Regions from separate parts of the Mus musculus genome. Here region 1 is linked to region 2. Evidence: chromatin loops called from intact Hi-C (ENCODE). Cell type or tissue: heart. All regions are shown on one strand. Each heading gives the region's core, and the rest is flanking DNA. Links, peaks and the distances in the headings are about the cores only.

What was found. Peaks named below come from ENCODE experiments on the same cell type or tissue, not always from the same donor. Only the 100,000 strongest peaks of a DNase experiment are listed, where the experiment ranks them.
Region 1: it touches region 2 in a loop (4-fold over the local background); 2 of 42 quality-filtered maps call a loop at or near these places.

The regions. Positions count from the first base shown.
Region 1 is chr14:98,946,612-98,958,882 of GRCm38, reverse strand. All of the region lies in intron 1 of Gm41228 (a long non-coding RNA gene), which reads right to left. Among named protein-coding and RNA genes, the nearest start is that of Gm41228, 48 kb to the right of the region's middle. In heart, for the core only: a CTCF peak has its summit at 7,040 (motif pointing right); no DNase peak of the experiment used is centred there; H3K27ac peaks cover 1,047 bases.
Region 2 is chr14:97,325,087-97,337,357 of GRCm38, reverse strand. Gm23276 (a small nucleolar RNA gene) reads left to right here and starts at 726; the gene lies at 726-863. In heart, for the core only: a CTCF peak has its summit at 5,769; no DNase peak of the experiment used is centred there.

The DNA of each region.
Region 1 (12,271 bases), core at 2,732-10,731, 1.6 Mb before region 2:
TATTTGTAGCCTGCTATTCATCATGGACTGCACGGAGGCCAGAGCTACAATCCGTTTCTATGTCCCTTTTAAAAGAATCATAAAAAGAGCGTCAAAAATTAATACAGTTAGAGAGAAATTCATTTATCTAGTTCATTTAAAATTCTACCCTGAAATGCATTTAGGCTTGAGAGCTGAGGGAAAAAAAATAGAGAAAGAAGGTGTTTTATATCATAAGAGCTTCGTTTGCTTTAAGGGCTTAGGGAAACTAATAGCGAAATCCTTGAATTATTGCAAAAGATACTCTATCTGCTGCTGGCAAGCAGCTAAAAGCATGGAGATTAAAAATGATACATCCTTCAATGCTAGCTTGTTTTTTAGGTTACATTACTCACGGAATAAATCTAAACAACAAATAGTCACTATTTGGTTTATATTTTCTAATAGGAAAAGTCCATGTGTTTTTGAGATTCTGTCTGAGCGCCGCCGCAGGGGGATTTATTACCTGTAATGGATGTGCACAGGCTCAAAGAGCACCTTTCTTACATTTTCTCCCATTCTTTCTACGTCAGAAGTAGGAGGCAATAACTCTTGCGATTTCATTGGAAGAGGTGTGGGAGGATAAAATGAGCCAGGATAAAGTACTGCTACGGTTATACAGGGCATTAAACACAGTTTCGAACCTAAATTAGTTACTCCAATCCCCGGTTAGAAACTAATTCCCACAAGGAAAAATAATATCTTTACAACTTAAATCTTTATAAATAGGCAGCAAACGGGGATTTGGGATAAAAATTTAATCTTCTGTATTACAACAGAGTGTTGCCTTCTTGTGTTCTTTCCAGGTTGGTATATATTTGCTGCTTCTGACCTAGCACATGCCATTGTATACTGTGACTTGTGTCCTTATTTCATTTCCTTTTTTTCTTAGAGAGATTGCAGGATCATGTCAGTAGGGTATACACCTTACGTCTTATCGATTTCATAACTTATATTCTGATTTTAAAACATGTGAAGCACTTGCATTCATTATCCTTTTTTCTTTTATTTTCTTTTTGGTCTCAGGTGGTTACGTCAGAAATTCTGTGTAGCAGAGGAGGAATGTGGGCGGAGGGCTCATGAGGTAACTGCGCATGTGCAAGCTGGATCCGTGCATGAAACTGTGCTGTGGAACCCAAAGTTTCTCTCTATTCCCATGTACCCTGAATTTAGGGCTCACACCGAGGGAGCACGCAGCTTGGCAAAGAGCAAATATCCAATATATTGTTTTAAAAGGAATACATTGAGATTAGGACATGTGCATTTAGCCGAAAGACATGTAGAAGCCACTCATATATTTTCTGTTTTTTTAATGACAACAATTTGCAAAGTAGATTAATCAGAATAAATATGTGTCTGGTCAGGGAAAAATAAAAAAAACATAACGTTTGCTCTTGCGAAGCTTTCATTTCGCGCAGAGCGGGGGACGTGTTTTTTTATGACAAAGGGTTCGCTTTCTCGGTTGGAGGATGGAGAGAGAGCAGTCACAACTTTATCTCCTCCGGCTGTTGTGCAGGAGGGAAGAGACCAGGGGAAGGGTTTCCTAAGCTGAGACAGGCCATGCTGCGCTGGGCTTTCATTGTTAAGGCAGTGGATGGTCCTGAGAGCTCTGGGGGGACCGAAGTGAGAGGGTTGTGGGAAATCCCAAGCAGGGTCGGGGGCTGGGTGGGTGGGGGGGTGAATAAAGGCAGAAAGACGTAAGCCCAAAGCCAGAGCTAAGAAAAAGGATAGCAAAACAAGTAAAGCTTGAAAACAAAACCAATGTAGACTTATGTGGACCCGAGTGCGAGCATTCTTACGGAAGGGAAGGACAGAGAGAGCTGCCTGGGAGTCTTGGTCCCTTGTGATAGAGGCAGACCGCAAATGCAAAAATACCGCCCAGAGTGGTGGCTGCTTTCCTGTTGGCTAACTTGCCTATGAGGAACTCGCAGAAGACTTTAAGGGAACTAAGCAAATTCTTACAGGAATGCCCACGAAGGGAAGTTTAATGCTTGTTAGGGAAACGGTGCTCCAAATACTGTACAACAACAACCAGAATGACAATAACACTTGGTTCTACCTGTCTCAAAGTATTATAAGTGAATTACTTACATTAATTCAATTAATCTGTTTATCGGATGAGGTAACGGGGAGAACCGTTAAATAATGCACCCTAACTCACAGGGGTGGGAAGTTGTGGGAGAGTCCAACCTCTGTTTCTTCATTCTCAGCCTGCTTGTAGAGCTCAAGTCCCATCTCCACTGTTGTTGTTGAGGTCCCTACGAATCATTAAATCCAAAGGCACAATGAATACTATGACCCAGCACATGTTCACTTTGTGGAAACATCTCTTCTTTGTGTACCTCATCTTTATACACAACACTGACATAAGGAGTCAATTTACAAAAGGAAACGCTATCTGCGCTATAGAAGAAATGATGAGCGGCAAATATGAACGGCTAATCTCATTTATCTTCAGGTCTTCTGAATGGGTATAATTTAAGTTTTCATTTTAATCATCTGTATTTTATTTTCAACAATTGGTTGGTGTGCTTGTGTGACTGTGCGTGTGGTGGTATTTATGCGGGTGTGTGTGCATGCAGGTGTGTGTGCAGTAGCATGGGCACATGCATGTTGACAGTGGAGGTCAATGCTGGGTCTCTCCCTCTATCCATCTAACTATTTGCGACAAGGTCTTTCTCTGAAGCTGGAGCCCACCAGCTGGCTATGGACCTCTGTGGACCTACCTGATTCTGTCCTGCAGTATGGAGACTATAGGTACATGTCACCACATCTGGCTTATAGTTGAGAAATGGAGCTATGAATTTAAGTTCTATACTTGTGTGACAGACACTTTGCTGACTGAGGTGTCCCAAGCCTGTTATTTACCTCTATCTTCTGTGGTTGTTGCTTGTCAGATATCCTGTTAAATTTTTATACTAAGGAGGAATATTGGTTATCTTAGGGAAGAAATTTGTTGAAGAAAAGGTAAAAGGAGAGAATTCAGGAATGGATGCTCTAATTTAACTTAATGAAACAATCAGAAGTCAGAAGCCACAATTTTGGGAAAAATGCTAAATTGATAGAAAACATAAAAGCTTTCTATCATTCAAAGACCAATATATATCAAAATTAATCAGCCTGTGCACTCTAGGGTGTGTTATAAAGGATCTGAAATGTGCAGACACTTTTTAAAAAAATATTTTATTTATTTTTATTACATTGATTGATTGATTGATTGATTGATTGATTGATTGAGACAGAGTTTCTCTGTGTAGCCCTGGCTGGCCTCGAACTCAGAAACCCTCCTGCCTCTGCCTCCCAAATGCTGGGATTAAAGGCATGAGCAACCACTGCTTATAGTCCAGACTTTACCCCCTCCCGGTTCACCCTCCCACAGTTCCACATCCCATTCCTCCTCCCCCCTGTCTCCAAGAGGATGTCCCCTCACTCCCCACCCATACACTAGCTGGTCTGTCACTCCTCCCCCCCTCCCCCCCAAATACAGCAGAGGTTAGGGAACTGCTTGGTCCTTGAGAGATGTTTGCTCTATACCTAGTGATGATGTGGAACCATCAGCAGGTGGCCCCGAGCTAGTGGATGCTGGTCTAAGGCCCTTTGAAAATTATTCCTGGCCCCGTGGTCCTGCTTTGCTCTCTGCTCCACACTTGGCCATGTGTGTGTGTGTGTGTGTGCTCCCTCCCCCACAAACTCTCACTGCCAGGAATGAAATTCTAGGACCCGCCTTCCCTGTCCCTGTGGAGTGAAGCCCTGTGATCCCAGGAGCCCAAATAAACCTTTCCTTACTTAAGGTATTGTTTAGGCATTTTGGTCACAGTGTTGAAAAGTCAGTCATACAAGGTGCCTTCTCAAGTTTTGGATGCATCACTTGATGTTTTTGGTAAACTAAGCTGAGTAAAACCCTTTGGGCTGTGCTTGTGAGGATACGAAGTTTAACAGAAAACTGCAGTTTTTAATCCGTAAAATGCTGTTGTTGTGCTTGTATTATCTACTATTTATGCAGCACTTTGCTCTGTCAGATAAAAAGGCCTCATTTGCTGGGCATTTTACAATGAAAAATTAATTATCTGTCAAGCAATTACAATGACCAAAATGTAAAAGCAGTACTTAAAAATGTTAAAAAAAATTTTTTTGTCTCTAAAATTAGGAGAGATAAAGCCAGAAGCAAAGGATTCTGATGATCATCACAAGAAAAGAAAACAATAAATTCTATAGTTTTAAAACAGACAAACCTAGAATTTCCCAGCATGTGACCTTGGCCAAATTACTTGAACTCACTGTTCTTGTGTGAACCAAGCCATAAAATGGCATTAAAGAGATGTCCTCTGAAAAATGCAGACATTATATCTGACGTGAGGTGCTCTGGGTAAATAAATTATGTCTTTCCTGGTTCAGGCTGGAACAAAAAGGTGAATACTGTTCTTTGCAAAAGATGCTTTCGAGGGTCATCCTGTTCCTTGCCCATAATTTTTCTTCTCTACCCATGTGGCCATTTCATATTTTATTGCTGAGTTCTTAGTAGATTGTGGAGCTAGCTATAATAATAATAATAAACACCAATATTTTTCTCCCAGCAGATAAGGGCACCGAAGGGCAGAACAAATTTTCTAGGTAGTAACTTCAATGGTGTTGTTCTGTGTTAGGAAACAAATGATCCTCAGGTGTGGCAAGGCCATTGGCTCCTGGTTTCATATGTATGGTAGGAACTGGTTGTTGTTTTGCTAAGATGTAGGAAATTACAGATTCTGAGGAAATGAATGGCAAATTCATGAGAACACAAACTTATAGGCTAAGTGTTAACTTCTAGAAAATTCTACAGCCTATGGAAAAACACATGGTTTTGTTTTGGGGGGTTATATGATAGCAACTAGCTTTTAGGGACCCTTCGAGATGATCAGGGAGTGAGAACTTAATGTGAGATGAATGAGCTTCAAGAGATATTTAAATGTCCCTTTTTGAGTAACCTCCCGACATTCTTCTCTCCCAGCTTGGGTTTCTGTTCAACTTTGGCTGTTGTATAGATGACCTGTTAGTACATATTTTGTGTACTCTCTTCCCCTGGGATGTAAGTACCGGAAGTATAAAATTCTTCTGCTCCCGGGTATATGACTTATTGTAGGTGCTAGAGGAAGATGTTGAAATATAGAAAATGGTAATTAATGATGTTTGATTTGCACCATAGGACCAGGGGCTTGAAGATGGTCTCAAAGAAGGGTTTAGATGTCTCGCTATACAAAGGCAAAAACACAGTTTGACGTGACTTTGAGGGCTAAAGTGTGCTAGATTCAGGTGAGAAATGTGCATAACAAAATATAACTGCCTTAATTTCATTGAGCAAGATTTATAGCAGTGAACTGATTTCTGCTGTCTTAAGTTTTGCCTCTTCAGTACGGGATGGCCCCAAGTTCAAGTCTCTTGCAGATAGTGTAACCACTTGATCTTTTCTTTTCCTTTTTTCTTAATTTGTTTATTTTCATTTTATGTACATTGGTATTTTTGTCTGCATTTATGTCTGTGTGAGGCTGTTAGATCCTCTTGAACTGGGAGTTACAGAGTATCTGAAGGTGCTGGGAATTGAACCCTGGTCCTTTGGAAGAGCAGCCAGTGTGTCTTAACCACTGGACCATATCTCCAACCTCCTCGATCTTTTGATGATAGGTGACATCAGAGTTGAGACTGCCACCAAAAATTGTAGAAGATGACAGTTTAAAACTGGAAGGAAGAGGGACTGATGCAGTGGCTGTGGGAACAAGAGGGTGCAGGTCTCTCAGGGTGAGAGTCAGTGGGGTCATAAAACTGCTGTGGCTTGACAAGTGGAGTCAGGATCCCAGGTGAGGAAGAAAGAAAGGGGGGCAATGAGAAGGAAATGTAGGGGATCATTTCCCTTTCATGATCATTGATTTCTGTGTCGACAGGAAACTTACTAGCTTGGACAATTGAGTAAAACAAATCAAGTGACATGAAAAAAGCCTTCAGTTTGAATGTGCTTTCACTAGCAAAGAGGAACAATTAGTGTCAGAAAATGGCTGTGCGGATCCTTTAAAATCTCATTCCCAGAACATACAAGCCAAGCAAAAAGGCATTTCGAAAAATGGCAAAACAACTCACATTCTACTAGGGTAGATAACTGGTACACTGATCGGATAGACTAATGGCTCTTAAACCATAGTGGACATCCAGATCACCTGACCAGCTTTTCGTCCAGTGGGTCTGGGCTCCAACCCAGGAATGTGTCTAACAAGTTCCCAGGCGAAGCTGGTGCTGGCCTTGCATCTGTCCTTTGAGATTCGTTGTAAAGGCAGTTCTGCACCCTGGCTCCCTGGTTACAGGAGAGAAGGAGGAAAGGTGTCTATAAGTTGACTTCCTAAGGACCCACTCAGGGGTTCCTTTGGGTTTAATGTCCAAATTGCTTTCGAGTTTGGAGAACAATATTCAACTTACTGTTGATGTGGCTGCTCTCTGTTTTTTAGAGAAAGGAAGAAGTACTGTTGGTCTTCAATATGAGTCTCAGCTCTAGAGCTTTTATTCAATTCTAACAAGCTGAATGGCCTTAGACCAGTCACCTAATCCCGAATTCCTTTCTTCATCTGTAAAATAAGAAATTGTTTTACATGACCCTTCCTATTTTTTTCCTGCTTTGAGACTTATTGTTTCTGATTGTGGCTCAGAGGGAGAAATTTATATTATATCGCCAAATCCCCAGTTCACCTTTGTGACAACTGGCTTGTGTTTGGAACTTCTGCTTCACTGGAGGTCATGGGATGCCTTAGTGACCAAGTGTTCCCTAAATAGAATTCAGAGTCCCGATAGTACTGAATACACTACGGTCAGCGACATTCCTTCCTTTCATTTGCTGTTTTCCCCCTTAATTGTTAGCAGGAGTTCTTCAACAACAGTTGTTTGTTTTCTGTTCAAATTAGAAAAGAAGCCTTTTTTTCCTTTCTTTTCAGGAAATGTAGTAAGATTTTAGCCTCTCTCTGTGATGCTCAATTCAATTCTTTGCTCCTGTTGTTTGTGTGTTTTGCCACCAGATAGCAGAATTACTCTTGTTATAATATTTGTATAACATAGATGGTCTCATTAGAAGCTCTTAGAGACATAAGGGAGAGGAAATCTGTCCAACCTCAGCATCTGAGCATAATTGGTTCTGGAGAAAAAGAGGACTGTCTGTGACTTCACTTGAAAATGCTTACCAAAATGTGACTGGTTCTCCACCTTCCCCCAGAGGGAAGGGCCCTTATTTAGAAAACGAATTACACAAATATGTTTGGTTGCTCCTGTATCTAGTCAAACAGGGATTTTATTTTCAAATATGTGCCCAGAAAGGAGCCCATCTGCCTCCCACCAGCTTCAGGTGAACTCAGTCCTGCAGACTGGTAGCTCAGCTCAGGTCCCTGGAGAAGGGGTGGATGCCTGGGCAAGGCCATGAAAAAAACCAACTGTTTGCAAGTTACTCACAGATGCTATAATTCGTACAAGGAAAGTTCTGTGGCATTTGAATCTCCCTCTGAAAAACTTCCTTGTTGGTTTTTCTTGAAGACTTGTCTTTCAGCTATCGACTGACTTAACTCTGCCTTAGCCACTGACTTTCTGTGGAGTTTAAGCAATACTTCCTTTGACTTAGTGGAATCCTGACTCTTTTGTAAGATTTGCTATTTCCCTTTTATTCTTTATTATAAAACTGTGTTAGCATAAACAAAGAATTCTCAACTGAGGAATACCGAAGGGCTGAGAAGCACCTGAAAAAAATGTTCAACATCCTTAATTATCAGGGAAATGCAAATCAAAACAACCCTGAGATTCCACCTCACACCAGTCAGAATGGCTATGATCAAAAATTCAGGTGAAAGCAGATGCTGGCGAGGATGTGGAGAAAGAGGAACACTCTTCTGTTGTTGGTGGAATTGAAAGCTTGTACAACCACTCTGGAAATCAGTCTGGCAGTTCCTCAGAAAATTAGACATAGTACTACTGGAAGATCCAGCAATACCTCTCCTGGGCATATACCCAGAAGATGTTCCAACTGGTAATAAGGACACATGCTCCACTATGTTCATAGCAGCCTTATTTATAATAGCTAGAAGCTGGAAAGAACTCAGATGTCCCTCAACAGAGGGATAGAGAAAATGTGGTACATTTACACAATGGAGTACTACTCAGCTATTAAAAACAATGAATTTATGAAATTCTTAGGCAAATGGATATATCTGGAGGATATCATCCTGAGTACGGTAACCCAATCACAAAAGAAGTCATTAGATATGCACTCACTGATAAGTGGATATTAGCCCAGAAACTTAGAATACCCTAGACACAATTTGCAAAACACAAGAAAATCAAGAAGAAGGAAGACCAATGCATGGATACTTCATTCCTCCCTAGAATAGAGAACAAAATACCCATGGAAGGAGTTACAGAGACAAAGTTTGGAGCAGAGATGAAAGGATGGACCATCAAGAGACTGCCATACCTGGGGATCCATCCCATAATCAGCCACCAAATGCAGACACTATTGCATATGGCAGCAAGATTTTGCTGAAAGGACCCTGATATGGCTGTCTTGTGTGAGGTTATGCCAGTGCCTGGCAAATACAGAAATGGATGCTCACAGTCATCTATAAGATGGAACACAGGGCCCCCAATGGAGGAGCTAGAGAAAGTAACCAAGGAGCTGAAGGGGTCTGCAACCCTACAGGTGGAACAACAATATGAACTAACCAGTACCCCCAGAGCTTGTGTCTCTAGCTGCATATGTAGCAGAAGAGGGCCTCGCCGGCCATCATTGGGAAGAGAGGCCCCTTGGTATTGCAAACTTTATATGCCCCAGTACAGGGGAATTCCAGGGCCACGAAGTGGGAGTGGTTGGGTAGGGGAGCAGGGCAGGGGGAGGGTATAGGGGACTTTTGGGATAACATTTGAAATGTAAATGAAGAAAATATCTAATACAAAATTGAAAAAAAACTGTGTTAGCTTGAAATAGGAGACTAGGCAGTGGGTATTATATTAAGTAGTACGGGGGAAAGAGACAGTCACCCCCAAAATCTTTATTTACATTTTATTTATTTATTTATTTATTTATTTATTTATTTATTTATTTATTTATTCTATTAAAAGTAGATCTCCTTTTTTTTTTTTTAAAGATTTATTTATTGGTTATATGTAAGTACACTGTAGCTGTCTTCAGACACTCCAGAAGAGGGAGTCAGATCTCGTTACGGATGGTTGTGAGCCACCATGTGGTTGCTGGATTTGAACTCCGGACCTTTGGAAAAGCCGTCGGGTGCTCTTACCCACTGAGCCAGCTCACCAGCCCTAGATCCCCTTTTTTAAGAATACAATATATACTGGTCATGATTTCCTATTCCTCATCTTCTCCTAGATCCACCCTGCCTTTCCATCCATCCAACTCCAGGGTTTCTTTCTCTCTTGTATGTTGTTGCGTTTCAACAAGCAACCTCAAATCCACACCTGTGTGTGAATATTCACAGGAGAGTATGTTCACATGAGAGTATGTTCAAAGCAATACACAGGCTTTCTATGCTTTTTCTTTCATAGCTGAAAAGCACTTTCAAATTTGATTTTGGTTTCATTGGTAGCACACACAAAGGCTACATCAATCAGCTTTAACTACAGGTTTGTTCTATGAGAAGCCACCTCCAAACTCTGACTTAAAGTGACAGTCACCCACTCTCATGGATGCACAGGTTGTAGGCCTGTCATGAATCTGTCCACGTGTGCTCAGTTGCTGGAGGAGGGAGAGTTGAATGAGACTTTTTAAAACCTAAGCCCATTGGGAATATTTTTGGAGTATGATGTTTTTTCCCCCCAAACTCTCAGTGTTGTCTGGCTTTCATTATTGGTTCTGCTTCATAATAACTGTTATAACTTGGACAATTTACTTAATCTTTCAATCCATTTATTTCTTCACCTTTCAAGAGGGGATAAAAATAGCACCCAGTTCACCGGTTTTCATGAGACTGGAATGAGATCATTAGCAGATAATTGCCTGGCACAGACAGGCTGTTTACTAAATGTTAGATTTTTCTGTTTATTAAGAAAAACAAAAACCTACCTGATTATGATGGAGAGGAATGTGTTCAGGGAGAGAAGGAAGAAAAAAATTATGAACTTAGAGAAAGAAGTAAGGCTTGAATCTATCTCTAGTTCTCTGGTCATATAAATGAAAGACTCTGACAAAACCAATATTTCATCATATATAATAGCTGTATACACAGTACCATCCATTCTGGAGTAGAGCTTGCCATAGAACTCAACAAATTTTGACTATTTGAATCTGCATATTAACTCTAGAAACATCTCTTGGTGACTGTCTCTATCTAATAGATGGGGAAACCCAGGCACAGCAAGGTCATGTAACATACTCAAGTCGGCCTTCTGGGTCAGAACAAGGATTCAAGTGCTGGGCATCTGTAACCTTTGACCTTCAGCCTTGGAGATTTCCCACCACACCGAGTATCAGGATGAAGGCCAGGTCATGGGGTGGTGACACCTTCAATTAGTGGCATGGTTCATATGATCTGATGTTTTAGAATTTACCTCTAGTCGTTCCTTCTGAACCTGGAGGTTCGGAACGGTGTTCTGCCTTTTTTGTTTTGTGTTTGCTCCCATTTTCCAGCTCATTCCCAAGTGGAAAAGAGATGCCAGGGGATACAGACTGCTAGGGAATCTCTTTGTAAAGATTTGGCAATCCATCCTCTGACTTGCTGACTCCTCACTCTCCCTAATGCAAGGAAGAGAATCAGGATCAGCTTTTTTTTTTTTTTTTTTTTTTTTTTTGCTCTCGAGTAATAGGGCTTTTTATTGCTAACTTAAGGAACAGGGGATGAGTGAAAACAAGATAGGTTTTTATGTCTAACTCTGTCCTGCAAAGAGAAACCACATCATGCTAATAAATCTCTCATACTAAAAATGCATGCGTGCAAGGCAAAGGACAGTGTTTGTAAATCTCATTGAATTAAGTTTAACTTCGGTGCCTTTTGGCAAATGCAGTTCAGGGATGAGGACTGTGGAGCGCTGATCTGATACTCTGTGGGTGAGGATTACAAGTAGAGGCAATTTCACATTTTAGTTCTAGGATTCTGGCTTACAAAATGCTCAGTTGAAGCTGTGAAATGTTTCAGCGTCCACGTTTATAAAGCTGCAGTCGCCATGGATAGGCTGGGCCACATGTGTGCTGTACTGGGGCTCTGTATTTGGAATTAGGTATTTTTTTTTTATTTGGTGTTGCTTGTATCTCAGCTGAGCCAGCTCTCTTTGATCCAAACAAGATAGGGTGGATTTTATTAAAAATTTAACACGTATCTCATAGCAATATTTACTTTAATGTGGTAAATAAAGAAATTCTTTTTCTGAATGAGATATGTTGGTAAGATAAACTCAATGTTGTAAGATAAATATTAACTTTATAATGAAAACTACAGAGTGTCTTATCTGGTACATTGCATCTGTATTTCTCTGAGGAGATGAGAAGGCATCTGTGCTTCTTGCTGTACCTTGCAAGAGAGGTGATAATTTAGATTTTAATCCTTAATTATCTGTCCGAGCTCACTTTCGAGTGACATATCACCCTGTGTATTCTTCTACTTCTAATTTTAAAAAAGATCGAATATGTTAGCTCAGGCAAGAGCCTAGCTAGTGTGAGAGTTGCAAAAGTACAACTAGGCACTTTTACATGCAGGAGTCTTAGAAGAATTGCTAACTTTAGTAGGCAAAATTCATTAGTGGAAAGGATACTTCGGAAGTTTTAAAGTCAAAATGTCTTCTGGGAACTCAGGTGAACATAACGTAGAATCCAATTACACAGGGTTGGAGTGAAGTTCAAAGGACACCTCTGATAGTTTTGATAAAGTTACCACTCTGGAAAGAACCAAGATATACTACTTTTCACTGTGGTGATTGTCCATGTCCGGGTACCTTCACACAGTGGCACCAGTTATGAATCCTGTAAGTAACCTATTAATAACAGCAATATGAATGAAGTGTGCTGCCTAGAAAATGAGGTTGCCTGGCTCACATAAAATACCATTTTCTTTTCATAATTTACGGGATGTGTTGTCCAAGGAGATGAAGTATTTCATGTTGGTCAGTTTGGGCCCCGCCAAAGCCTAACACAATGTAGAATATTTGTAATGGGTGACTGACAAAATAGTCTTTCCTGTCGCTCAGCCCTTTTGTGATCAAACATCAAGGCCACAGACACAATTTCTCACTGGCTTTATCTCTTTGGTAGTTA
Region 2 (12,271 bases), core at 1,900-9,899:
TAGCTATGATAGGTAAGCTACATCCATGAAATCTAAACAACACGGGGATTTAAACATGGCTTAAACAGTACAAGCACCTGTTAATTTCCCACCACATAAAGGAGAAATTTCGTGGGTCTTTATACCTAGATAAAAAGCAAAAGAAATTAGCAATTGATCTAAGAGGCATAATTAATCTTGTAGAGGAATAAGGGAGCTGATTTGTGATCTAATAGAAAGTACTCAGCCCTACAAAGATATACATGAGAGCAACACAGAATGGAGTATGAGGGTTGCAGTATTTATTTATTTACTTAAGTATTTATATGCAGGCATAACAATGGGTAACAAAAAGCACAAGAGATGGGAAATGTTGTAGGAGGGAAACATAGGAAAGGGAAGAAGAAGAAGAAGAAGAAGGAGAAGGAGGAGGAGGAGGAGGAGGAGGAGGAGGAGGAGGAGGCGGCAAGCAATAAATCACTTTAGTTGCTATGTAGACACTGGATGAGATGATAACGGTACTAACAAAACAGTAAGCTATCACATGAGTGAAGAAGAGAGATGAGGTAATGTGTCCATAGGGCTACTATATAAGGTAGGAAGGTTGGTGTACTGACTGCTAGGCTTCTCTAAACATACAAAATTAATAAGGCTGAAAATTGTCCAGCCTTATGGAATGCCCTGCTTGGAGTAGAGTAACTAAAGAGTGCAGAATTGACCAAATGGCATGTAAAACTGAACAAACTCTTACTCCTAGAGTCATTACAGGTATGTCTGTCTGTGCTGTATCACATGTCTAGTTGTAGGTTGCAGAGGGGAGAGAGGCTATGTCTATACTCAGTATTCTGATCTATGAACACCTAAATGTTTAGTAACCTAACACTTCCTGAAAAAAAAATGACCCTGAGATAATCAGGTACCAGGCAGGCCTGGATGAGCTCCCAGATGGGGAATGAGTCAGAAACTAGAAGAATCCTGTCTGGGACTACAGGCCCCAGGAAGGGTGAACCCAAGACAGACAACCTTCTCAAGGAGTCACTCAGGTGGGCCACTGGAGTCAAGCAGGCCTGAGGGACCAGATCATGGAGGAGTTGACCCCTGCCCAGTGCCATAATGCTCGAGCAGAGCATATCTGTCCTGAGACCATACCTGAGACAACCCCACACACTCAAAGATCCTCAGATGACACTTACAAAAGCAAGTAAAATGTGGAGAAATGGAAGAGAAAGATGAACAGAAGGATGTGGGCATAATCAAGAGAGGCAGAACTGGAGACTCTAGGGTAGTAAGGAATGGCCTGATGTGAGTTGCTGATGACCACTTAGGACCATGGTGGAATCTTGCCCTTAGTCATCATTGGGTCTACATCTGCGTCCATTTACACTACCAGACATCTATTACTAGCAAAGGCCAGAAGGATGTCCCTTTTTGGGCTGCCACCCAGGATATGTTGACATCTGAGAGCTGAGCATAACTGGCCCATCCCTCACCTGGATATTATGTGAGAGCTGGCTTGTGCGTTGGAGGGGGGCATGAGAGTAGGAAAGCGGCCTCTGCCTTTAGACACTGTGACTGGGAGAGAGGTCTCACTTATTGTATGAGCTGTAGGTGATATGGTCTGAAGAATACAAGCATGGGAGATCTGGCCTTAACATTAGCCTCCATATGGTGGCACGGATGAGGGAGAGTTACCCTCCTCCCCCTTCTGCCTGTCACCTGTGGCACATGGGAGATGTGGCCGTGGGGTCATGAGAGGAGGAGAGCTGCCTTCATCCCTCCCAGAGTGTAGCATTCAGGAGAGGACCACTTGGTCTGGGAAGCAGGGTAGAGCTGACGCTAGTTATGGAGGTTGCGGGAGAGTCAGGCCCCCAAAAACTGACCAGCTCAGATAACTCAGAGGCTTTGAATTGGCAAGACCCAACATCCACCCCATCTGCGAACTGTTGGAGCACATGAAGGGAACCGAACTACAGATTTTAAACTACAGGATATCCAAGACACAGGACAACAGCAGGATATTTGAGAGGAAGCCCAGTAAACTTCCAGGCCTGACATAGCAGAAGCCTAGGGAGCTTGTATCAGGCCAACGTCTCATTGCAATGAACATTTGCAAGCAAAGAAGTGTGGACAAAAGCGTATAGTGTGAAACACACTGTGATTCACTATTGCTTCCACAATATTTTCTTTTCTTTGTTGTAGTGTAGAAATTGCAAGGATGGGGGACAGGTAGGGAAGGTAGGGGAGATGAGTAGCATCGGTGTGCAAAATGCGAAATTGACAAAGAACCAACAAAAAGCTAAACAGTTTGAACAAATCTTACTCATTCGTTTTAGCCACATTGGTAAACAGTAGTTTGAAAACTCATTTCTTTTACATCTTATCATTTTTACTTAATTTTTAATAGAATAATGCCTTTTCTCATCTTTATTATTGTAATTAACCTATCATTTATTCATTAATTGTGCTTGGTTAGTGTCCCACAAAAAATAATCAGGATTGTGCATCTGAGTTTGGACTTACCCTCAGAGTCTGAACTCACAAATGAGTATGCAACTCCATATTCTGCCTCTCCTTCAAGTATAATTTAAACATTGACAATAGATCGGCAGTACATTGTAAGTTCTTCTGAACCAGTGGCCTTTCTGCTTCCCATAGTTGACTTATAGAAAGGTGCAGCTCTGGACTCAGTGGTAGCATACACAGTTGCTATGAGTTTGTCGTTACTGTAGCTCTCTAGTGCACTGTCAGCTTGATTTCTCGTCATCTTACATCTAAGATGTATGGTGTATAGAGAAGACAGGACTTACAACATGTCCTGGTGTGTGTCTGAGAGAGAGCAATGGTGTCTTTGGTGCCTCTCTGACAAATGACTGATATGGAAGTGTTCTGTACTTGGTGCTGGCGTTTTTGTGTAATGACCTCCCAATTGTACTTAATAACTGTACTTTCTCATCTTGCTAAAGTTGTCAAATTATCTTTTACATTTTTAAAAAACTGATTACTTAATAATAGGTTATCAAACACATTTAAAGGCTCATTTGTTAAAAAGAATCAAAAAAATTTTGGGTGCCAAGACTAAGTTTTGCCCTATGGACATAACAAGAAGTTGGTTTGTCAACATGAAAATAAATCCATAAAAGATTAGCTTAACAAATTGGAAGCAATGTGATCTTTCGAAACTCAAGCTATCCACAGTAAGTGGTCAATAACAATTTATTGATGGTGATAATGTTGTGGGCCCTTTGAAGAGCTGTTAATAATACAACGCAAACCATGTGCTGTTAAAATCCCTTGAATAGTTATTTAATAATATGATTAGACTAATTTACTGCAAGATTAAAATTGTTATCTGGCTTTAATGTGGCCACTAGAATAGCCTTGGAAAAGAGTCACTGTGCAATGCTTTTCTTAGAAGACATACTTTTGAATGTTCTTATAACATAGCAATAAAATATTGCTTTAACCTATTATCAAATTTAAGATTGTGATTTTGGAGAAGTTTCACTTTCTCTTCTAGTGAACAAAGTATAACATATTGATTCTTTCTGCGGGTTAACACATTAATTTGGTCTGGAAGGCTGGCATTAAAGATATAACTTCATTGTAAAGAGAATCTCCAAGGCTTTCTCTTAGAGGACTGGGAATTCATTCAACATTTCAATGCCATCCCTCTGTAATCTGTTGATTGGTGTTCATAATTCTTCACAGAGATATTGTGAAGATTAATGAAATAGAGTTTGTAAAGTATTTTATCTCTTCAAATGCAAGTTGTGTGAGCTGAACGTTTAGAAGCCTCATTATACACAGTCAGCGCTGTGCCAGAACTCTTAAACTGTTAGTAAAATCTCTTAAGTGTTGTACTTTATCATCGCTGTCTTGATAATGGAGGGCTATGCCTATCATATCCGTTTTTGTCTCTTCAAGACTGTTTAAGCATAGGACTACTGATGCTTGACATTTATCTACGTTACAGGGATCCTCTTCCATTTGGAGTGGATGGAATTTGTACAAGATCCATCTTATAATGTTATCTAATAATGTCAGGCTCTATATATGTAAAACATAGGGTTGCAAAACAGTGATGCACTTTAAAGCGTAAGCCTATGTATAATAAACACCCCAAGGCCTTACATCACAACATAGAGGGCTTTGTTCTTACAGCAGAAGACCTTCAAAGTATAAGAAATCCTATTTATTAAGATATATAAAAGGTAATATTATGTCAACAGAATCTCTTAAATATAAGACTAATTCAAAACTGTATTTTTCTAGAAGACTCTATAATTTTTAGAAAAAAAAAAACAAAAATGAAATTCCTTTTGAACTTCTTATTATCTACTTCTGTCTTATGGGAAAAAGAAGTGATGAAGCGTGAACATGCAAATTGAACCAAGACTATCAGTTTGAGATTTTGGGGGGAGGGAATGGTGGAGTCCACTTTCACAGTCATCATAGATTTTCAGAAAGAATTATACTAAGAGGCTGATATCACTAAAATATTTTCAGTTACAAGAAGAATTACTGGTAACTTACATGATTAGATTTCTTTTATGAAGATGAATTAATCTTCAAACTTAGTTTTTATTTTCACTACTATAATTTGAATTACGTTGTATGCTTTAGACAGAATAATTAAATTTTCATATTCAGTTCATACAAATACACCACGTGGCTTCACAACGCAAGAAAGATCATAGTGTTTATAATGACTCAACTTTGCAACGTTACACTTCTCTGATGCTGATATATATGTAACATAAAAATTTTTCATTTGACACAGCAGAACAATATGGAATTAAAAATATAGTGAGGATTAGTGAGGAAAATTAAATCTGAGGGAAATAATCAGGTGAAGGAATTATATGGTTTAATTGAGCATTATAATATACAGTATCACTTGACTCTGATGTTTATTTTATCAATATAGAATGTTTTATTAATCCCAACACTGTTGCTCTAAACAGAAAATTATCATATTCACCTATATTTTATACACTTGTCATATTTTAAGTAATCATAAATAGAGACTGTGGTACTATAGTACATTAATTGACATTAGAAATTTAGCAGTGTATATAAATATTTGAGTCTATGCTTTATTGAAGGGAATCATTTTATAGACAGATATTTTAGTATAAAATTATAAAGATGTGATCTGAAAGAATATTTTAAAGACTCTTCTTATTCCAAGTTGCAAAAGACTATTATCTGCCACTTAGAAAGATTCTAAATAACCCTACAGCTCAGACTTGATTGAATTGCAAAGATCCAGTATGACTAAATATAAAGTCATATAAAATTCTAAATATAGTTATGTTTTAGACATGTCTGTTTGACCGGGTTTTCTTATTTATACAAGGTACTCTTACATTATATTACAGTGGTTTATATGTGATTACATTTGAATATTTTTGGCAATTTTTTTCACTTAAGATTTATATTCATCAAAATACTGAAACTGGTAGAGTTACTCTATACTAGGAATTTTATAACATGACATTCTGTAAGTTTCCCCATGGAGTAAGTGGGGAATAACCAAATAGTTCAGGAAAGCAAATAATAATTTTTAAAATGTTTATATTTGGAAAAGAACTCCAGGCTTTCTTTAAGCATAATCACTAATGTTCAAACAGGATTATTTATCAAAGAAAAACAAAATGGCTAGCAATAATGTGAAATTTAAAGACTTGAGAGTATCTATCAAAGTTAGAAATAGTTGAAGTATTTGCTCTCTTATAAGTGTATAGAATTCCACAAGGATTCAGAGTAAACTGTGAAGAAGGGTGAAAGCGCCACCTATTGATAAGAATATGCAAATTGTTTGTTGACAGCGCTTAGCAGAGTAAGCTGCTCTAACTAAAGTAAAAGAATTTCCAAGGCTGAAGATTTTACTTGCTCATTATAGAATTATTTTATTTTATTTATCAATAATTGGCTCATTTCACATTTTGATCAATTCTAGTTATCCTGAAACAGTGGTACCTGGTTTTTCAGTACATTCTGTTTGGAGAAAAATAATGATCCTCTTATAGGTGTATTTGAGGAATTGTGTACTGAAATAACAGAAACAAACATATCTAATCATATCTGTTTTATGAAATAATGAATTTCCTAGAATAAAATGAGCAGCCACAATCCCATATTTGTTTTACAAAAACAAGGATATAAAAGTCATATGATTAAATAGATTCTCTTAACATACATCAAGCATATACCATAATAAATGTGTCTTGAATATATCAACATATTCATTAGTTTTCTCTTTTCCTTTAGTGTCTTACATCCTGATAATGTTTTTTAACTCAATATGTGAATATTCACCACTTGGATTGGAATTAATATATCATATAGTTTTAATGAAAAGAAATTTATTATTTTAAAATAAGATTTTATGCCTTCATAGAGAAGAAAGATTAAACTTGATATAAAATAGCTTTATTCTTGTGTTAGGTCACACAAAGGAAAGGTGCTTTTTTTTAAATGAACTCAATAATATATTTATCCTTTCAATTCACTGAAAGTTTTGGGACTTAACTCCTAAACTTATCTAAAGTCAGCAACTGCTTACAACACGAAGTCAAAGGGCAGCAATTCTTAGTAACCTTCAGAAAAGTTCTTCCACAGTGGAGGGTTAGCTCACACAATCACCTAACTTTGGGAAAGAAAGCATGATTTGAAGGCAGTTAATTAAGTTAAACTGTGCTAAAATTTGTCTTTAAAATGAACTCTGCTATACGATATTTACCAAGAGAGAAAGAAATAAATGCCAGATTTCCCCAATTTTCTAAATATGATGTTTAAGGATTATTGCATCAGTATTTATTTCAGTTCAATGCAATTGTAATGTCTCCATTTTACTAGCCTTAGTTGAAATTTTACAGGTTACCTTTGTTCTTTCCTAGATCAATAAAGTAACAGCAGATAGCTATTAATATATTTCTTTGCATCTGCACAGCGAAAACTTTAAATATTAAAACGAAATATTGCAGCCCATATATCATCTACTCTTACAAGACAGGAATGACAGTATTAAGATGCACATTCAGGATAGCACTCTTTCTACTTTGAACGCTGTCAAGAACAAAGTGCTTTACAGACTTAAAATAAATCTAGGTACTAATCCATTGAATTTCTGACAACAGGAGCCCAAGGTTTCCATGCACTTAGCTGAGTACTGCCTAAGAGCTTGTGCATTATTTATGTCCACTAATGGTGTTGCAATGCGCTTTGTGTGAGGCGGTGACAGTGCAATCTGCTAAGATAGCTACTGCTGTGGACAAAGCCATACATTTTCTTGAGCTTGAATTTTTGACAGAATACTCTATTAATGCCAATTCTGCTTAAGTAAATGCTGAACAGGGGTCAGTTGTTCCTTTTTTCCCCCTTCTCTTATTATTTAAGAAAACAGTGCCATAAAATTGAAAATGATGTTCTGAGGTTTGTGGGATTCTTGCAGTACAATAGTAGCTGGTAAAGGTCATTCTACTTTTTTGTCTACTTTTATGATTCCGTGTGATGGTCCACAGACTCAATAGGAAAGCTCTTAGCACCGGGGTAGGGAGGTGCTAGTAATTCCAGTTTCAATGCCATTATACTCTTCAGTGGATCAATAGAATTAAATGAGCTGAGATATTAGGAAAATATTGAAAAAATGCAGGAGGTTGCATTGTTTGACCAAGGTTGGGATGAGTTGAAAATGAAGAACCAAATAAAGAACCATCTATAGCAGCTGTCAATAAATCATGAGAAGCACACATGGAACCGAATGGAATACAGCATAAAGCCTCAAGCCGTGAATGACTGTAATGCGTTTTGTGTCTTTTAATCAATTTATTCCAAAAATCCAATACAGTTATCTGTTATCAATCACGTAAGGTTTTTCATGCAGCCTGTGCATGTGTTCACATTGCCTTACTTAAATGTTCATGGATCTTTAACAGTGTTTTTGTCCAGGGGAAATATTCTTTAAATGGATTGAAAATAACTTAAAATTTATATATACATATATAAATACATATACATATATGTGAAGGTGTACATATATGTATATATGTGAAATTCAATGACAAAGAAGTGAGAAGATATGCTTCAGGTTTTTTTTTAATAAAAATAAGTATTGTATTCACTTTTTAACATCTCTATTTCTTTGAATGCAAAACTTGTGCGGAAGATAGATTTGTACATGATTTCACCCTATATACTGGTGTTTGTTATTTAATTAGACTCAAAGAGGTCAATACATTCTAGTCTCCTTAATAGCAAAATCAACTTAAAAGTGTTTTATTTATCTCAATAATAAGAGATGCATTTTAGATTGAAGAGCAATAATATAATGATATTTCTCGTTGAATTAATAGGCACAGAAAGAGTCTCATCAATCTTTAAAATGTGGAATATTGTGTAAAATAACTACATAGATTTATTTCTTGTTTTTTAGCTTTTCCAAATGTTTCCTCTTTTAAAAATTAAAATAATTAAACTCAAGCCTACATTGTCATAGCATCCTAATTTTCATAGATAGTTTCTAATAAATACTGTTCAATCAGAACATATTCTCATTGAAGCTAATATAACAATGCTGTATTGACCTTGGGCAGTAATATATGTCCTTTCAGCTGCAGGAAATACATATGGCTGTTTCTAGATAACAGTTTAGGATAGTGAGTTGCAAATGGGACTCTTAGTAGGGATATTTAATAAATGGTTCATCTTTTAATGTCTGAATGAAGTTGATGACCATAGAAACAATGCAGTTACAAAAATGAAAGTATGTCTGCCCTGTAGGGGACTGGACAAACAGACTGCCAGTGTGTGCACTACCATGAACAGCAATCGTGAGTCATACATGAGTGATTTCTTGCTACTTCCTAGGTTTTCTAAAATGACAGCAATATCATTACACTATGGGTCTGTTAATTTTGACTCTTAATGGCTGTGAACAGCAAACATGTCCTTTTTCAGCAGTCTTTGAATTTCTTAGGTTGACACATATACTAACCTGGAATTTTTAAATTGTACCTTGTTGGAACAATTGTACAAAATGACAAATTCAGTTTATGATAGACCACAAATGACTTTGATATCTGTGCTGAGTTCAAATAAATCCATTGTTGGTATAAGAGACTCTATTTGACTAAGCTGACAAATGTTGATATTCTCATTATAATATTTATCATCTGAACCCAAAGTGATACCTCTCATCTGGGAAGGAGGTGCTAATTTAAAGATAGGTGCTATATTTTGGAAACACACTTTGTAAACTCAGCACAAGACTTACATAAGATATAGATAATGCATCACATTTAATTTCTCTGATATCATTTAGATGTTTTTCCATAGATGCTGAGATTTTTATAAAGATGTTAGTTATTTGTTTAAAATCTATAATAGTAACAATTTTATAACTTGACAATAAAAAATAAAAATTTATCTCAAGGGAAAAAAACCTCATTTTAAAGAAAATATTTAGAAATATAATAGATAATAGTCAATTAGAAAAATTTAAAGTATTGTTTAAATTGATTTTTGTTTAAAATTTTAAGAAAGGTCAATTGCTTTAAGTAAAAGATATTTTCTCCCCTCATAACATAGTGGTGGTATATTCCTTTTCACTTTTCATCACTTGTTGTATGTGTGTGTGTGTGTGTGTGCGTGTGTGTGTGTGTGTGTGTGTGTGTGTGTGTGTATGTTTGTGTGTGTTTGTTTTTTTGGGGTTTTTTTCTTTTGTTTTTGTTTTTTGTTTTGTTTTTTTGAGACAGGGTTTCTCTGTATAGCCCTGGCTGTCCTGGAACTCACTTTGTAGACCAGGCTGGCCTCGAACTCAGAAATCCTCCTGCCTCTGCCTCCCAAGTGCTGGGATTAAAGGGGTGCACCACCATGCCCAGCGTGTATGTTTGTATGTGTACATTAATTTCATGTTTGCAAGCAAGTATGCATGTGGTCTCACATGCATGTGAGCATATGTTTTGGAGGCCAGGGGTCCTCTTTCAGTGCCTTTCTGAATTATTCTCCACATCACTTTTTGAGACAGTGCCTTTCATAGAACGGGGTACTAATCAACTGGCTAAGCTGCCTGGACAGTTTCTATAATCTCCCTTTTTATTCGTCCATGCTCCTTCCTCCACCATCACACTAGGGTTAGAAATGTTCATTATCACAGCTGAATTAAACATATTTCTCTTCTATGTATATCCATGCTACCAATCTATGTATATTTTATGTAAGTAGAAAAAGCAATTCTGAATATATATGAACACAAATGTACAAGATTGTTTTATATTGCTTTGATAAAATACCTTGACATATACAACTGGGGAGAAACTATTTTTTACAACTTAAAATTACAGAAAGAAAGAGTTCACTGTGATGGGTAACATGGAAATTGGGAGAGGAAAGTATGGCCACAGGACGAGTAAACAGATTGGTCATATTGCATCCACATTCAAGAAGCACAGAGAGAATATGTGGAGCCATCCCCATGACTTACTTCCTCTAGTGAGCATGCAATACTCTGAAGTTTCATATACTGTAACCACCTGGGCATCATATGTTAAGATACATAAGCCCAGGGAATCATTTCATATTCAAATCACAATAGTCATTTATTTGATTTTGTGGATATGACCTCCAAAATTCTTATACTAGGTATTTAATAAATATTTGCTAATTAATAAATGTGTAAAATAATATAGCAGTACTATATATGTCTGTTAGTGACAGTCATATTTTGTTCAAAGATGGGCAGTACATGTGGTTGTGGTTACATATAATAACATGATGGACCCAAAAATCGTTTCTATCTATTGACATCATATTCCTAGGAACATTGACATCTAGCATATCATTTGTGTATTGATGGTGATACTGGTATAAAGAAAAATCTTTCCATGCTCCCAGATTGATCAAATTATAACTAAGTTATTATATATTTTATTGGTTACCTTTCTAACATCTTTACAAAATATTTACATTTATTTGCTTTGGTTCAGAATTCCAGACATATCAGTCCGTCATGGAAGTTTTAAAGCAATTCATGTCTTCGAATCCCAGGAAATAGAGAAGGGAATGATGCCTTCTGAAGGTACTATCTCAGCTTTCTTTTTTCCCATTTTATTCTGCCTGGGTTTTCATACCACGGATTTTACACCTACCCGTTCAGTTACTGCTATGGGGAAATGCTTTCACTGATCCCTTCAGTTGTGTATTTCACCGTTCTTACATATGTTGATTGACATATGTGGGGAGCGGGTGTGGCGGCAGTCCCAAAGGCGCTAGAGACTGCAGCTAAGTCATATGACTTGCACCTGACTTCCTCATATAAGACACAAACATCTTGAGTGCTGCGCAGGTGTACCAGGATTCAGGTGAATCCAATTTGGTGGAGATTTGCCCCTGCTGCCCTGATTAGCTGAAGCTGCGTGCCTGGTGAGGTGGCGTGGCCTGCTGTGCGTGGATGGGAACTGAGAGTATAAAAGAGTGAGAGGCCCGGGTTAGAGGGAGGATTATTATTCGAGAGAGGATTATTATTCGAGAGAGGATTGTTATTATTGGGAGATATAAAAACAAGGGAGATATAAAAACAAGGGAGATATAAAAACAAGGGAGATATAAAAACAAGGGAGATATAAACAAGGGAGATATAAACAAGGGAGATATAAACAAGAAGAAATAGGACTGAATAAACGTGTGCAGAAGGATCCTGTAGCAGCGTGGTTCTTCCTGGCCAGTTGAGCACGCGCAACAAGTGGTGCCAAAACCCGGGACAAGAAACATCTTCAGGCACGAGCGAAGACCCCCTGCTACAGGGAGGATTCAGAACTGCATCACGGGGAAGGAGTGGTTAATAAAAGTTCCTGTAAAACAGACTGTTGAGAAGGATCCGGCGTGGATTCAGAACTCTTCAGCTGGGGAACGGTACTGATGAAGAGAAAGAAGAAAGATGAAGACTGAATAAACTGCTGTTAGAAGGACTGGTGGTCGCATTGTTCTTGCTGGTTGAGAGCAGACGCGACAATTGGTGGCCCGTACGGGGAACCGACTCCCCCACCGAGTTCAGAACTTTCAGCAGTCAGTGGTTGCCAGCAGGGTAAGTTCACGGTGAGTGAAACTTGAGACCCCAGGAGTTTGGGAAGGACCTCGGATAAAATAGAGGTGAGCATAAAGTTGCCAGGAAGTAGGCACAAAGTAACCCAGGAGTTTGGGAAGGACCTCGGATAAAATAGAGGGGAATATAAAGTTGCCAGGAAGCAGGCACAAAGTAACGATAGGTTCACGGTTTTGGGATAAGTTAAGG